Linked DNA regions of Homo sapiens: region 1 is linked to region 2. Evidence: read pairs that join two places in POLR2A ChIA-PET (ENCODE). Cell type or tissue: IMR-90. All regions are shown on one strand. Links, peaks and the distances in the headings refer to the core of each region. The heading gives the core; the rest is flanking DNA.

The links. ChIA-PET counts read pairs that join two places held together with the same protein. Peaks named below come from ENCODE experiments on the same cell type or tissue, not always from the same donor. Only the 100,000 strongest peaks of a DNase experiment are listed, where the experiment ranks them.
Region 1: POLR2A ChIA-PET joins it to region 2 with 5 read pairs; 2 of 35 experiments call an interaction of 5 or more read pairs at or near these places.

The regions. Positions count from the first base shown.
Region 1 is chr16:89,261,458-89,269,748 of GRCh38, forward strand. It overlaps ANKRD11 (ankyrin repeat domain containing 11), which reads right to left. Exons shown (of 13, transcript NM_013275.6): 13 at 6,173-7,206. The coding sequence ends at 7,021. Among named protein-coding and RNA genes, the nearest start is that of ZNF778, 48 kb to the left of the region's middle. In IMR-90, for the core only: no CTCF peak of the experiment used is centred there; no DNase peak of the experiment used is centred there.
Region 2 is chr16:89,418,736-89,427,062 of GRCh38, forward strand. The region is part of intron 1 of ANKRD11 (ankyrin repeat domain containing 11); the gene reads right to left. Among named protein-coding and RNA genes, the nearest start is that of ANKRD11, 68 kb to the right of the region's middle. RefSeq lists enhancers at 838-1,339, 1,340-1,839, 4,496-4,996, 4,583-4,682 and a silencer at 6,114-6,223. In IMR-90, for the core only: no CTCF peak of the experiment used is centred there; DNase peaks (open chromatin) are centred at 3,936 and 4,316; H3K27ac peaks cover 242 bases.

The DNA of each region.
Region 1 (8,291 bases), core at 292-8,291, 160 kb before region 2:
AAGTCTTTAGTAAGTTCAGCATCTGGGCTTCCCCAAGGATGGTATCTATTGATGGCTTTTCCCCCCATTTATGGGTGATATTTTGTTTCTCTGCTTTTTTTTGCTGAAAAGTAGACATTTAAAGCAACATGATGAGACCAGTTGTTCTTATCCCCCAGGTTTTGTTACTTTGTGGTTTGGTTGCTGCTTCTGTGTGTTTAGTGACTTTTCTGGACTAATTCTCTACTCCCTTTGCTGTGTGACCAGTGAACGCTCTGTACTGTACAGTTTCCTTAAATGCCTCGATTCAGTGAGTCTTTTTTCCCTGGCTGGGAGGCTTTTCCAGCAGTTTCCAGCTCTGCTGTAGCTTTCGCTTTCTGTTTGCACAAGGCCTCAATCAGCCAAGGGGAGATCAGAGAATGTTCTGTCCCTTCCTGGCCGTGCGTACAGACCCACACGTGCCCAGGGCTTTCCGTGTCCCCAGGAAAATGTCAGTGCTGCCCGGGTCCCCACAGGCGCCTCGTTCCTCACCTCGTCCTTTCTGGGCAGGTGCCGGCTGCCCCAGTGGGTAGTGCCTTGGACAGCTGTGTGGTTAAACGGTGCCACTGATTGTTTCTGACCAATGCTGTGGAAAGGGGGCTTTTCTCACTGAGCGAACTGCAGGGCAGGCCAGATATCACAGGCCTATGAATGCTTTCCAGGGAGCTGCCAGAGGTGAGATTGAAGCAGGCTGTTTCACCGGAGTCGTAATGGGGTGCCTGGTTTACTCAGCCTGCCGCCCTCAACCCCTCGCGGAGGGAGTGTGTGGGCCAATGAGGCAGGACTGGAGTGCAGGATCGCTGGAACTGGCCGGCTGTTTAGGCACCGGTGGGTTCAAACTCCACTCACTTGGACCCTCTGTGCTCCACCCCTTGCAGGAGGGTGAGCAGGTGCAGGAGCTGGAGCAGGTGCTTTTGGGTGCCGGCAGCAGTGAACTCTGTGCAGGCCCCGTGCAGCATCCAGGGCCGGGGTACCTGTGCCCCCCAAAGCCCCAGAGGGCGTGTTACGGGGCTCCTTTAGCTCTGCCGTCCACAGACAGCTGAAGTGTTAACAGCTCAGTGGACCCTCTGCCTTTTCGCGTGAGGCTGCCGGTGAGAGGCAAAGGGCCGGTGTGACCGCCTTTTGTATCCACCTGTGGCTCTAGAGCTCGTCTGGCATCCAGGAAAAATGAGGTTACGCAAACGAATTGAAGGATGGTAAATGTGGGGGATTTTATTGCTGATGAAAGTGGCTGTCAGCAGGAAGGGGAGCTGGAAAGGGGATGGGGCGGGAAGGTAATCTTCCCCTGAAGTCTGGCCACATCTGTGTCTGCAGATGGATTCTTCTCTGAAGTGACACCGTCAAGCTGTCCCTTAACATCCAGCTGCTTCTCCTCTCTGCTGGCTGAGTCTGGGGCCTTTATAGACACAGGATGGCGGGGGGCAGGGTGGGACCATGGTGGTTTAGGAACAGGCAACATGAGGGCAGGAAAGCAGGGATGGCAGTTCTCAAGGTGGGCCATGGTCTCAGGCATTTCAGCTTGAGGGTGGGGCTTCACCAGGAACCTGCCCCTGTCTGCCTAGAATTTCTCTACCTCCTGTCCCCATCAAGATGGCAACAGCTCTCTCTGGGGTGGGACTTTTGGGGGCTCATACTGAGCCTGCCTCTCTGGGCTGCTAGTTTTCAAAGCACCAGAGAGTTGGAGTAAGGAGAATGAAACACGGCAAGTTAAAATGACAAAGCTCTCTGTACCAATATTCAGCTGTTTTTCTTTTTACTTTTTCTTTTTGGAGACGGAGTCTTGCTCTGTCAGCCAGGCTGGAGTGTACTGGTGCAATCTTGGCTCACTGCAACCTCCGCCTCCCAGGTTCAAGCAATTCTCCTGCCTCAACCTCCCAAGTAGTTGGGATTACAGGCATGTGCCATCATGCCCAGCTACTGTTTGTATTTGTAGTAGAGACGAGGTTTTACCATGTTGGCCAGGCTGGTCTTGAACTCCTGACCTCAGGTGATCCACCCACCTCGGCCTCCCAAAGTGCTGGGATTACAGGCATGAGCCACCATGCCAAGCCTCGGCTGTTTTTCTTTAATAAACATTCATTAAATTATTACAAGCCTTAGTTAATAATTTCCAGAGTTCTGAAAAAGTTAATTTTGACAATTTTTTCCCTAGTGGTGTCATTGCTTTTCTCGAGGAGGGATTTTCAGAGGGACTTGCTACCCTGGAAGTCCTGCGTCCTTTCTGTCATATCAGCTCACCCCCTCAGAGGTTCTGACCTGGGACATAATCAGTCTCTATGTAGCTGCTTTGAATTGTCATTTATTTCCCCTTTTCTTAATTGTGGGGGTCTTGACTGCAGGGTAAATGGCTCTGGCTGCTGCGATTTTAACTTGGTATCTTTCCTTTTTCTTTCTTTTTGGAGACGGAGTTTCGCTCTTCTGGCCCAGCCTGGAGTCCAGTGGCACGAACTCGGCTCACTGCAACCTCCCTCCCCGCCTCCCGGGTTCAAGCGATTCTCCTGCCTCAGCCTCCTGAGTAGCTGGCATTACAGACTTGTGCCACCACACCCAGCTAATTTTATATTTTTAGTACAGACAGGGTTTCTCCATGTTGGCCAGGCTGGTCTTGAACTCCTGACCTCGTGATCCACCTGCCTCAGCCTCCCAAAGTGCTGGGATTACAGGCGTGAGCCACCACACCCGGCTGGTATCTTTTTTTTTTTTTTTTTTTTGAAGACAGAGTCTTGCTCTGTCCCCCAGGCTGGAGCAACCATCACAGCTCACCGCAGCCTCAGCCTCCTGGGCTCAGGCGATCCTCCCGCCTCAGCCTCCCGAGTACCTGGGACCGCAGACGCGCTCCACCATGCCTGTTCTTTGTTGTTGTTGTTGAGACAGGGTCTCATTATGTTGTCCAGGCTGGACATGAACTCCTGGGCTCAAGCATCCTCCTGCCTTGGCTTCCTGTTGTGATTATAGGTGTGAAATACTACACCCAGCCTGATTTTTGGTTTTAGAGACAGGATCTTGCTGAGCTGCCCAGGTGGGAAGGCAATGGCTGTTCGCAGGCTCACTCACGGTGCACTACCGCCGTGAGCTCCTGGACTCAAGTGATCCTCCTGCTGCAGCCTCCCAAGCAGCTGGGACCACAGGTGTGAGCCATGTTTCCAGTTTATCACAGGTAATTTCAGATGTGAGTGACGTTCTGTGCCCAGTAATGGGGCTTTTGGGGTTTATACCACTGCACTCCCCCAGCTGTGGTGTACAACTTGCACCTCGTCCCTGAGCTCTTGCTGATGCCACAGCTGAGCTCTTGCTGATGCCACGGCTGCCTTCTCACTGCCTGTGGGTCCCTCTCTCTAGCTTCAGTATTTCATTCTGCTTTCCAACAGAGCCAAGCTGGGCCCAGTTCCTTCTACTCTCCTGTGAGACTGTCTTCGCTGTCCCCCAGCGGGAAGGAGGAAAGCAGCTCCCTGGTGTGGGGGGAGGTGGGTGGAGGTTGTGTGCGGCTCCACGTGCTGGGGCCCTTCCCCTCCTGCCAGGCTCAGGCCCAGGCCCAGCTGCCGCTTGGAAATGGCGACCCCTGAATGGAGACCTGTCTTGCCAGATGCTGCACGGTCTCCTGGGCAGAGCAGGCGCTCTCTGTGCGGGGAGCTGACGGCTCACGGGCTTTCCACAAAAACCTCTCACCTCCTTCCAGGTTTTACAAAAGCCACCAGCTTCTCTTCTACAGCAGCAAAAGCCGCCATATTTCTTTCCTTTTTCTGTTGAAGCCTGGGGCCTTACGCCTTGGCAAGGTGTCAGCTTCCCTGAGAGGGGGACCCTGTGCCAGAAAGGGGTGCCAGCTTCCCTAAGAGGGGGACCCTCGGCTGGGGAGGGGCACCGGCTTCCCTGAGGGGGAACCCTGTGTCGGGGAGGGGCGCCAGCTTCCCTGAGAGGGGGACCCTGTGCCAGGGAGGGGTGCTGGCTTCCCTGAAGTGCCTAGGGTCCGAGCACTCACCTGCTCTGTGCTTTGGGTTTGTTTGTTTTTTGTTTTTTTTTTTGCTAATGGCAGTCCTCAGAGCCTCCGGAAGGGAAGGCATCAGGAAGGCTTGAGTTACAGGTGGTGGACCCTCAGAGCCAGCCTGCTCCAGAGCCCGGGCTCCCAGGCAGGAGCTGGGTAGCGCTGGGGTCCATGGATGTAGTTGAGCGAGTGGGGTTACGCCATCTTCCTCCAGCTCCAGCCAGAGACTCCCGAGAGCGGTCTGAAGCCCACATGGGTGGCCCCGGGCAGCAGGGTCTCCAGGCTGGCACGCAGGCTCCTGCGGTTCTGGGTACTCTGACGTTTCTCAGTGTTTATTCACAAGTCTCTCTGAGGGGCGGCAGGCTGTCTCTCGTCCCCTATGGCAGGAGGCTGTTTGGGAGTCGCATGTGCGGCATCTCTGGCAGGTGCACGGGAGCCGAGACTCCAGCAGACCAGGGTGGGGGCCGGAAGGGAGCTGCTCTCGCCTGACACCCCTCGTGGGCACCCGAGACAGGGAGGCACAGCATGGTGGCCGGGACGTCGTCACCACTGTGGGCTGGAACTGCAGCGTGCTCTGTGTGACACAGGCTGACTCAGGTTTTTCTTTTAAGGCAGGGCTTAAAGGAAGTTTTACTGTGACCAAAGTTCTGTGATTGAGGGGGTGTGGAGAAAACAAAAAGCCTGGCCAAGATGGTGAAACCCCGTCTCTACTAAAAATACAAAAACTAGCCGGGTGTGGTGGCAGGCGCCTGTAGTCCCAGCTACTCGGGAGGCTGAGGCAGGAGAATTGAACCCAGGAGGTGGAGGCTGCAGTGAGCTGAGATTGCGCCACTGTGCTCCATCCAGCCTGGGGGTCAGAGCAAGACTCCATCTCAAAAGCAAGCAAAAAACCCCCAAAAACCCACGAAGCCCCCAAAACAAACCACAGCTAATCCGAACCCAGAAAAATAGACTGGAACCTTCTGGCTTCTCCACACCCCCACCCCAAGCCCGTAAATGAGGTGGACAACCCTGCCTTTGCTCAGGCTCAGCCCTGAAGGGAACAGGAGGGAATCCACAAAAGTTCTGTTCACAGATCGAAGACAGGAGAGGGGGCATGGCCCCACGCCTACCCCCAACCCCACGCAGGGGCCCAGCTGGCGAGGGAGCTCACAGCAGCCTTTGGGGGAATGAAGCCACTGCCCCCGCCACTGGCTCAGCCTGGCAGGGCTCAGGGACCCTCCCAGGTCGGGCTCCTCCGCAGGGGACCCAGTGACCAGGACCCTGTTGATTCTGATGCACGGGCAGTGTCTGCTCTTCTGTGGGGGTTGTTTCTGTAGCTGCCACTCCCTCCCCAGCACCCAGGTACAGGGGACAGACAGCTCAGAAGGAAAAGGGTGAGGCGCCTCCATCAGCTCACCCTCCTGTCACGCCGGGGGCCAACAGTCTCCTGGAGCCACACTGGCTGGAGGGTCCTGGCAGGCATCCTCTGTGCCAAGATCCTCTGAGCAGAGGCCTCGCATCTCCATGCTTGCCTGAGCTGCCTTCCAGCCAGGACAGGGCTCTCAAAGCGCGGACCCTCACCAGCTGCAGCTGCCAGGGAACTGTGGGCAGGGGCACAAGCCAGCCAGCCACAAGCTGAAGCTCAGGGGCGTGCACAGCTGGCCACGGGGTCTGGCCACGGCTGCAGTGCTCAGATCCGTGGGGAGTGATGCTCCTGTTTCTCTCCAGCTCCTACAAGAGGCAGTAATTCCACAGCATTCCCGGTCTGTGCAAAGGCAGAGGACGAGGGGAACAGATAATTTGTTTCAAAATTAAAAGCTAACAACTTGGTAGGAAAAAGGTTTTCTTTTTTTTCAGACAGAGTCTGCTGTGGAGTAGGGTGGCGTGATCTCAGCTCACAGCAGCCTCCACCTCCTGGGTTCAAACGATTCTCCTGCCTCAGCCTCCGGAGTAGCTGGGACTACAGGCGCGCGCCACCACACCCAGCTAATTTTTGGTATTTTTAGTAGAGAGGGGATTTTGCCATGTTGGGCAGGCTGGTCTCAGACTCCCGCCTCGGCCTCCCACAGTGCTGGGATTACAGGCGTGAGCCACCACGTCTGTCCTGGGAGTAAGAAGGTCGTCGAGAGGGGCGACACTGTGTCAGTCCCACACACAGCCCCTCTCCTGGAGGGACGCACTGTACAAAGAGCATTTTAATTAATTTATTTATTTCTTTACACATAACTGAAAGTGATGTTACAGTACATAAGTTATTTACAACTGTGCAGTAATGTGTTGCAAAATAAATTATCTAGAAGGCAGCAAAAGTACATTGTGAAGGTATATAAAACTGTACAGCGTTTACGGATACACTTTTTATATGATTATTGGCTCTGTAGTGTTTCAAGTTACGTTCTCAGAAAGAGAAACAAAATGCCCAAGATTAAAGGAAAGAAGATACAAACCACGCGGATTTGACTCCATTTCAATACGGCTGGGAGTCCTGGCTCTGTGTCCCTCCGCCTGGCTCCGCACCAGGTCTGAAGCCCAGTCTGAGGCCGTCGCAGCTCGGCGGCAACAGAACCACGGCTGGGATGGGGCTCCTGCCCCTCCGACCTGCAGGTCACTGTTTGTGAGAGGTGGACACCTTAATTTTCTTTAGTTGATCAGAATGGAACAAAAAATTTTAAAAATGTACTCCGTTCTCCAACTCCTGAAATGCCTCTGCAGTTGCTGGAGAAAAGGGCCCGAAGGTCGCCGTTTTCAAACAGAAGCTGCCGTGTGTGCGCGCCCGGCATGGTCTCCTCATCCCGCCGGGGCCAGTGAGGCTCTGGGGGCTTTGCCCCCGCCGCGGCAGCTGGTAGAGAAGAGACGTGTTTCACCTCCCCGACGTCTGGACCAGTCTGGAAGGGATGGAGGCGCTGTGGCCAAGTGCAGTCTCTCTCGGGGTCTCTCCCCGCCCGGGTGGACAGGGCGCTCCCTCCTCCGCCCCTGGGGCTCAGCAGCAGTCCTGGGCAGCCGTGCGGCCCTCGCCTGCGTCCTGCGGCCGTCCCGCGGTGTCATGCCGGCAACAATACAAAGTCGTCGTTGACGTCGACCATGGGCACGTAGAAGGAGGGCACCTCGTTCACGCACAGGGACTTGTGCCCGGCGGGGTCCAGTTCCTGCACCTTCAGCTGCCACTCCATCCTCTGCACGGCGTTCAGGGCCGCGGCCTCGTGCTGCTGCCGCATGAGGAGGCAAGTCTGCGGGACACACAGCGGGGAGAGGAGGGAGGAGGAGTGAAGGGAGAGCCCCAGACTCTGCCGACCTCAGCTGCCAGCAGGGCCAAGGGCGTGATACGGCCGTGAACCTACCCTGGTATGGGCCAGGCCCAGCTGTACCCGCTCCTGGCATCTAGTTACTACACGTGGCGGTAGCGCCAGCTGTGCTACATGTCTGTCCCCATAACCGCTGTCTATGCCACCTCTACCCTGGCCTGGGGCTCACCCTGGCCCGGGGGCCCTGCCCTGCTCTGGGTGGGCCTGGGACTCACCTCCAGCAGCCACTGCAGCTTATTAGAATCGAACAGCTTTGCTTTTGTCATTTTACAATTACTTACGGCCAGTGATAGTTTCACTTGTATTTCTAGTAGAAACTATGCCATTTAAAAGTGCACATAAGGGGACTGGACTGGGGTAGCACATATTTTGGAAACTAATGGAGAAATGGAAGCGTGGCCAGGGAGTACTGGTATGTCACAAGCAACCGTGTAGAGAATCTTTTTTAGATACCGTCTCAAGGCTGGAGTGCAGTGGTGCAATCATGACTCACTGCAGCCTTGACCTCTGGGGCTCAAGGGATCCTCCCTCCTCAACCTCCCGAGTAGCTGGGACTACAAGTGCTACCACGCCTAGCTGATTTTTGTAGAGATGGGGTTTTGCGATGTTGGCGAGCTGCAGTGTGATCATGTCTGTCTCTAAATTTTTCTCAACATATATATATGTATGAAATCGTTTTCGAAGCTCAGGATGGATTCACAATCCTCCTCAATGGGCCTCATAGCTTTTACTCGGCAGCTCAGACATCACCAGTGTAAATTGTTACATGGAATCATATAATACCCTTTGGATGTTCCAAACTCCGGTGAGTCACTGAATTACTGATGGGCCTCTGAGTGAGTTTCCAGTTTTGTTCCAGTGAATATTTTTATACATATCCCTAAGGTTTTTTTTTAAATTTTGTCCCCAGGCTGGAGTGCAGTGGTGCAATCTTGGCTTACTGCAACCTCTGTCTCCCGGGTTCAAATGATTCTCATGCCTCAGTCTCCCGGAATTACAGGCACGCACCA
Region 2 (8,327 bases), core at 24-8,023:
CATTACCAGTAAGCTAAGTTTTTAAAAGGCCTTTTTTTTTTTTTTGGAGACAGAGTTTCACTCTTGTCCCCCAGGCTGGAGTGCAGTGGCGTGATCTCAGCTCACTGCAACCTCCACCTCCCCTCCTGGGTTCAAGCGATTCTCCTACCTCAGCCTCCCGAGTAGATGGGATTACAGGCGCTCGCCACCCACCCCCGGCTGATCTGGACCTCCTGACCTCAGGTGTTCCAATCACCTCGGCCTTCCAAAGTGTTAGGATTACAGGCGTCAGCCACCATGCCCAGCCTTAAAAGGCTAATTTTAACTTTAAGAAGCATATTAAGTTTTAAACTACATAAAAGGTGCAAAAAAAGATAAGGTGGTTTTCATTTCCACTGAGTATTTTAAGAGGAAAAGATTATACTGCAGTACCATTTTTTTAAAAAGCTGAATAAAGCCATGCATGGTGGCTCACGCCTGTAATCCCAGCACTTTGGGAGGCCGAGGTGGGCGGATCACTTGAGGTCATGAGTTCAAGACCAGCCTGGCCAACAGGGCAAAACCCCGTCTCTACTGAAAATACAAAAAATTAACCAGGTGTGGTGGCTTGTACCTGTAACCCCAACTACTTGGGAGGCTGGGGCAGGTGAATCACTTGAATCTGCGAGGCAAAGGTTGCAGTGAGCTGAGACTGCACCACTGCACTCCAGCCTGGGTGACAGAGCGAAACTCGTCTTAAAAAAAAAAAAAAAAGGCAGCTGAATAAAACTATATAATTTCCCTGAAGAGCTCTGGGGACTCCAAGAATAAAACAAACCAGTCTAAATGGGGGAAAAAAAATCTATACCCATGTTACTTCAGTCCCATCCAAACATCAGGCTCTCCTCCAACTCCAAACACTTCCGTGTGCAGAACCAGGGAAGGAAGCACAGACAGGATTGAAGGCAGCTCCCAGGACAGGGCTTGCTGGTGCAGGGTTCCCCGGCTCTGCACTTAGCATCCGAGAGAATCGCGTGTTTCCTGAGCAACACTCCTGGCACATGCGTTTTGCAAAGATGGAGTGAGGTTTTTCCTCCTTACACTCCTGGAAGATGGAGTGAGGTTTTTCCTCCTTACACTCCTGGACAGGATTGTTCAAAGCTGCCATTAACCTCAAGGACCATTAAAAATAAGTGTGTGATGGGTGCGCTGGCTCACGCCTGTAATCCCAGCACTTCAGGAGGCTGAGGCAGGCGGATTGCTTGAGCCCAGAAGTTGGAGACCAGCCTGGGCAACACGGCGAGTCCCCATCTCTACAAAAAATTCAAAAAATTAGCTGGGCATGGTGGCGTGCGCCTGTAGCCGGAGCTACTCACACCACTGCACAGCAGCCTCAATCCATCAATCAATAAAAATAAATGTGAATACGCAGCTTCTAGTCACCACACAGCCTGGTTTCAGTGAAAAGCAGCAAGTGTGCCACGAAGCTTTCCGTAAAAGAGCTCAGAGAGGGGAAGAGCATCAGCAGCAGGAAGCCAGCGAGGAACCCCAGCATCGACCTCCAGAGTCCTGAGAGCACTCAAAGCATCATGAGTCCAACGATTTGCAAGCTCACTGCCACTGGCATTTGGGTTCAGCGCGCCAACAGGGTTGAGCAGCGTCGGTCTTCTAGATGCCAGTAAGGCCACCCAGCAAATCCTGGCAACCAAAAATGTCTCCAGACGATGTCCGCTAAAGGGCAAAACACGCCGGTGAGAACTGCTGCTTTAATGCAGCTGCTGTTTCCCATGTATGAAGAAACTGGGCCCAAATCAGGTGAAAGTGAAAAACATCAGTTAAAAGTGAAACAAAACTCAGTTTTCTGTTGTCTTAGGGTCCCACAGGGTATGGAAAGCAAGTTGGGAAGAGAAAATTCTGGTCTGAAGGTCTTTTCTTTCTGACTGACAGACAATCTCAGTAACTGATCCCATTATCTCTGGAAGACAGTACCAATCCAGAGCCTCTAAAATATTTGGAATAAACATTACAGATTTTTCTTAAGAGACAGGGTCTCACTGTGTTGCCAAGGCTGGGAATGGAGTGGTGCAAACACAGCTCACTGCGGCCTCAACCTCCTGGGCCCAAGGGGTCCTCCCACCTCAGCCTCCCAAGTAAAGACATTTTCTAAGGTGTGAAAAAAAGCTTCATTTAGAATACATGTTCACATCAAAACCACCACCACGACTATAAACAAGCTATGTTGTCAAACAGAAAAGCACCAGGCTACACTTCTTACTGTCAGCTCCTGCCTACAGCAACTCAGGAATCAACAGGCCTGTGGAGGCTGAGTGCAGACAGAGACCATGGAGACATGAAGGGTCAGTGTGTGATGACGGAGTCAGGGAGTCAGGGATGGGACCATCACCCATCCATGTCTGGGGGTGGGGCTGAGACACGAAGGGTCAGTGTGTGATGACGGAGTCAGGGATGGGACCATCACCCGTCCATGTCTGGGGGTGGGGGTGAGACACGAAGGGTCGGTGTGTGATGACGGAGTCAGGGATGGGACCATCACCCGTCCATGTCTGGGGGTGGGGGTGAGACACGAAGGGTCGGTGTGTGATGACGGAGTCAGGGATGGGACCATCACCCGTCCATGTCTGGGGGTGGGGGTGAGACACGAAGGGTCGGTGTGTGATGACGGAGTCAGGGATGGGACCATCACCCGTCCATGTCTGGGGGCGGGGGTGAGACACGAAGGGTCGGTGTGTGATGACGGAGTCAGGGATGGGACCATCACCCGTCCATGTCTGGGGGTGGGGCTGAGACACGAAGGGTCGGTGTGTGGTGACGGAGTCAGGGATGGGACCATCACCCGTCCATGTCTGGGGGCGGGGGTGAGACACGAAGGGTCGGTGTGTGATGACGGAGTCAGGGATGGGACCATCACCCGTCCATGTCTGGGGGCGGGGGTGAGACACGAAGGGTCGGTGTGTGATGACGGAGTCAGGGATGGGACCATCACCCGTCCACGTCTGGGGGTGGGGGTGAGACACGAAGGGTCGGTGTGTGATGACGGAGTCAGGGATGGGACCATCACCCGTCCATGTCTGGGGGTGGGGGTGAGACACGAAGGGTCAGTGTGTGATGACAGGACCACTGCCCATCCATGTCTTGGGGCAGGGGTGGGGGTAACCAAAACCAGAATCCAGTTAAAACAACAGGGAGTTGCTTCTACCTATGGAAATGGCAACAGGACAAGATGATAACCCAGGTGCTAAGGAGTCGGCTACACGCATTCTGTGTTAGGAAACCCAGGAGGTACTAATGGCGGCTCTCTCTGAATGGTGGAGCAATGTGAGGTTTTAAATGCTCTTACCACTCTGGACTCCTTACTCTCATCAACCCCTTTAAGTGGGTTATTTGCCACGTTAGGGATAGGGAAAGAAAATTATTTAATACAATCAACGGGTAAAAAGTTAAAGTTACCTAAGAAGAAAGAGCTCTAGGCCAAACCTATAATCCCAGAACTTTAAGAGGCCGAGGTGGGAGGATCACTTCCGCACAGAAGCTCAAGGCTGCAGTCAGTTAGGGTGGCACCACTGCACTCCACCTGGGCGAGCGACTGAGACCCTAAGAATATCCAAACCATTAAAAGAATTTTTTTACAGAATTTTTCTTTTAAAAAAAGCAATTTTAAAAAAAAGGATCTTGGATGTTATCACCAAAAAGAAGTGGTATTTGAGGGGATGGACACAGTAACCACCCTGGTCTCATCGGTAAACAAGGCATCCACGGACTGAGGCATCCTACCGGACTCCACTAACAGGTGCGACTATGGGTCAGTAATAAACACACTTTTCAATATGTCAAGTAATAACACGATATTCGCGCTGACCCAATCGCACCCCACCTCTTTCAACGCCCTGGGCTCTCCCCTCGCTTTGTTGCATGAGAGCTGCTTTACTCACTGCTCTCGACGAACAGTCACAGCCACGAGCACCGTCCGAAACAGAATCACAGCCTCCCTGGGAAGGAAGCTGGGCAGACCTGATGCTTATTTTTGGAAAGGAACGGAAGTTCAAGATTGCTCATGTTTTTATTACAGTCTCCCTTTTCTCCCCTAAGAGAATCACAAGTTTCAGGAGACTCTGACTGACACAACTGTATTAATGTTTAATTCACTCCCACTTTAATCACTTTTTTCTTTTTTTCTTTCTTTATATCAAAGCACATCAATAATCACTTTTTTCAATCAGGAGATCTACAACTGCTTGCTAACCATAGTCTTCAATCCGCTAAGATGAGCAATTCTTTCTGTCCACACTGACTAACCCCAACTGACAGCAGAGAAAAACCACGAGGCCTGTGGCTGCCCCACACCGCTGCTCCTTCAGACAACCAAGGGCCACGGTGGTTTCACAGCTGTGAGCTCAGGCCCCTCAGCTCCCTCCCGTGAGCCACCTTCCCAACACCCTCAGAGCCCAGGAGTCCATGTTAGCAAAGACAGGTCCCTACACTGGCCTTGGTCTCAAAACGCTGCTAGCCAGAGCTATGACCTTATGCAAACAATGATTTTCATTCGCGTTAGGCTGGGTGGGAGGGTCCACAGGGGAGCCACTGACGATGGGCATCTGCCCCCGACACTGGCTGACTAACCAGCACCATTAACCCTGGGCTCCGAACGGCAGTCACACCAGCCTGTCTCAGGGCCAGGTCTGTCTTTTCCCTGCTTCCCACAGAACGGCCCGCAGTGCATTCCTTTCATGAGTACAGGAGCATACGGATGGGTTTTAAGAGACTAGTGCGGAGCTGTGGCTTTCTTGACAAATACTTTTTCAGTAACTTCAAATACATGCACAGAGAAGGCATGAGATGTGTGGTTAGAGTTAACCTGAAAGCACAAGGTGGTGCCTGCAGCAGCAGGCACTCAGCACCTGACCCAACTCAACTCAAACATGTGAGCCCACCATTACTAGAGGTCAAAAATGGTCCAATAAACTCCACTCAGTTGTTCACAGCTGTTTTATTCATAAGCACCAGAAACTGGAATCAGCCCAGATGTGCTTCGATGGTGTAAGAAAACGTTTTAAATGGTCCGTTTTCCAGGCATGATAAATCTACGCAATGGCAGCCAGCCTGCGGATGTAACAAACCGCACGGCTCGTGCACCTAGAAGGTCACAATAAGCGAACAAAATGTAGAAGAGGGGTCAGCCCATAAATGGGAAGAAAGTTTCAGTATTGGGAAATCAAAACTTAAGCGGGTAAGAGGACAGGGTACAACCTTGTAAGCGGGTAAGGGGACGGCGTACAACGGGATAATGAAACTCAGGCGACCTCCGGGAAGATTGTAACCCCATAGTACTCGACCAGTGAGGAACTGGGGGAGGGACTTGCATTAGAGGAGATAAACTACCTGCTGTGACTGCCCCGGGTGTACCTGCCTACCAGGCACCTGATCTTGCAAGACTGCCATTAAAAATCTTGCTTCCTGGCTGGGCGCAGTGGCTCACACCTATAATCCCAGCACTTTGAGTCAGGCAGATCACCTGAGGTTGGGAGTTCGAGACCAGCGTGGCCAACATGGAGAAACCCCGTCTGTACTAAAAATACAAAATTAGCCAGGCGTGGTGGCGCATGCCTGTAATCCCAGCTACTCGGGAGACTGAAGCAGGAGAATCACTTGAACCCAGGAGACGGAGGTTGCAGCAAGCCAAGATCACACCTCTGCACTCCAGGCTGGGTGACAAGAGCAAAACTCTGTCTCAAAAAAAAAAAAGAGAGAGAAAGAAAAAAGTCTCATTTCTGCTGTTCTGTGTGTCTCCAAGCCCAGTCTTTGGGTGTGGACGGGTGAATGTGTGTTTCTCACCATGGATAAATAAGCTGAGTCCACCCACACCACGGAGACCACTCAGCAACAAAACAGAGCGAACATTACGCTGAGCAAAAAGGCCAATCGAAAAGGTTACATTTCTACGACTCCATTTATATGACACTCTTATGACAAATTTTTCAAATGGAGGACAAATCAGTGGTTCTCAGGGGTTAGGGACCAGGGTGGGGAGATGGGCTGGAAGGGGCAAATGTGGCTAGAAAAGGGCAAAGGGCCGATCCTTGCGATTATGGAACTATTCAGCACCGCAACACGGCAGGGACGGGGGCCCCCAGTGGTGAACACGCACAGAACTCAAATCAATCAATCTCTCTCTCTAACACACACGTACAAGTAAACTTCAGGCAACCTGAGTAAGACCGGTCAGCGATACCGTGTCCACATCCTGGCTGTGACGTTCTATTAAGGCCACAGTTCTCCAATGTGTTACCATTCGAAGAGAGGAGGAGACTGGCCGAAGTGTACAAAGGGCTCTCAAGGATTTCTTACAACAAAACACAAGCTCAAACTATTTAAAAAAAAAAAAAAAGTCCAAAAAAGAAAGAGTCCAATATTGACAATTTCATATGGTTTTATCTAGCACCAACTCACTTTATCCTCACAATAATCCCACAGAGTAGGTATCATTATTATCTCCCCTTTGCACATGAGAAAACTGAGGCCCTAGAAGTGTGAGAAATTTAGTCAAGGTCACATTTTAAATGGTGGGGCCAAGACCTGAAACCAGGCTGGCTGGCTCCAGTGCCCACACTCTTCACCACGATCAGTCTTGAAACTGGAAATGGAAAACATGGACATGAATCTGCTATTATTATGGCTTAAAAATCTTACAATGTAACTTTAGAGGACTTAAAGGGAACACTAAAGACCTACCATCCAGCCTCATCTCATTTTAGTTCTCAATCAAAAAAAGACACAGCCAATTGGATTCCACTCCCACAATGGTGCCAGGAGCCCCACAATCCCAAGGCCAGCTGGTGCAGACAGGTCACCTATCCACTCTGATCAAACCATTCTCCTGACCTCGGTCGGTCTCCTTCGTTTTTTCAGGTTGGGGGCGGACAAGGTGGGCCGGTTATTTCGATTTTTTCGGGCTGGGGGCAGAGAAGGTGCAGTTATTTGTTTCCTGTTTCTGGTGTTTCTTTTTTAAGGGTGGGGTGCTATTCATTTCGTTTTCTCTGATTTAAAGTGAAAGAGAAGGCTCCAGGGAATAAAGGCAACTACGCAAACTTCAGAACTGAGGTGAGCCTGAGGAGGAACTAGAAGGAAAACCAGGCTTCCTTCTTCAGTGCAAATGTTTCTTTTTACTACAGGAAAAAACGAAACAGGAAACAAAATGAATGTTCCCAAACAATTCTCTTTATACCATTTAGCAGAAAAAGGTGCAAAGTGGATGAATGCAGAACGAGAACAAGGGGGAACGATTTCACACAACCGTTCTTCCCTTTCCATAATGCCTGCCCTGATAGGAATCAAACTCCTCTGCTAAAGAACAAAAGCCAACTATGGAAGGCAGGAGAACCTTCAGTCCTCAGAGGAGGCATCCGACTCCTGCCAAAACCTTCCCTTCCTCACCGGATCCAGGGGAATGGCAAAAACAATTCGTGTTTGAAAGTAAACAGATACACAGCTATAACAAAAAAAACAAAGGAAGCTGTAGATCAGAAACTGGGAAATACCTGAAAATTAGAGGAGGACAAAGGCATGAAATCAAACTAGAGAAAGTGACACAAAAGCCAACAGTGAAAACAGCCCCAATAACACACAGGAGAAGGTGGAGGAAGGACAGTGCTGGACTGTGCAATACCTGCCTCCCTCCCGCAGGAGGCCCGGCTCCACAAGACCCCAACCAGCGCCGGCCGAGTTCACAAGCTCCCTGAGCAACAAACACCAACTCCCTGCGTGGCTTCACTAAAACAAGCCTTGAAAGGGAACAAGAGGCTCTGATGGTCACTTAAACATCACACACACACACACACACACACACACACACACACACAAATCTGAAATCCTGACCAATGAAGACATAAGACCAACCTTTCAGAAAGCCTAAATCAGGCGCATATAGATGACCAATTTATTTCTAGCTCTTAGTAAACCCACAGAATTCCAAATCAGCATCACAGTCTAATGGCAAAACTCAAAAGGAAACATGAATATACTGTGATCTACTTGTCTTGAGCTCACTGTTGGCCTCACCATTTTATGATCGGCGTCATGGACACTGGGAAACAGAAAAGACGGAGAAATCCGGGAAGCGGCTGTTTCACTTCAGTGTGAAGCTCCTACTCAACAATCGCTTAGTTATTTGTGACCTCTCACAACACTCATCTGTTCTGTTTCTACAAAATGAATAATCCAAGTGGCAGTAGACATCAGGACACCTGTTACCAGCCTGTCTTTTGCCAAGTAGGAACCTCAGAATGAGATACAACTCCATGAAGAACCATCTCTTGGTATGCAACAAGGTCTTCAGTCAGTCAGTCAATCAATTC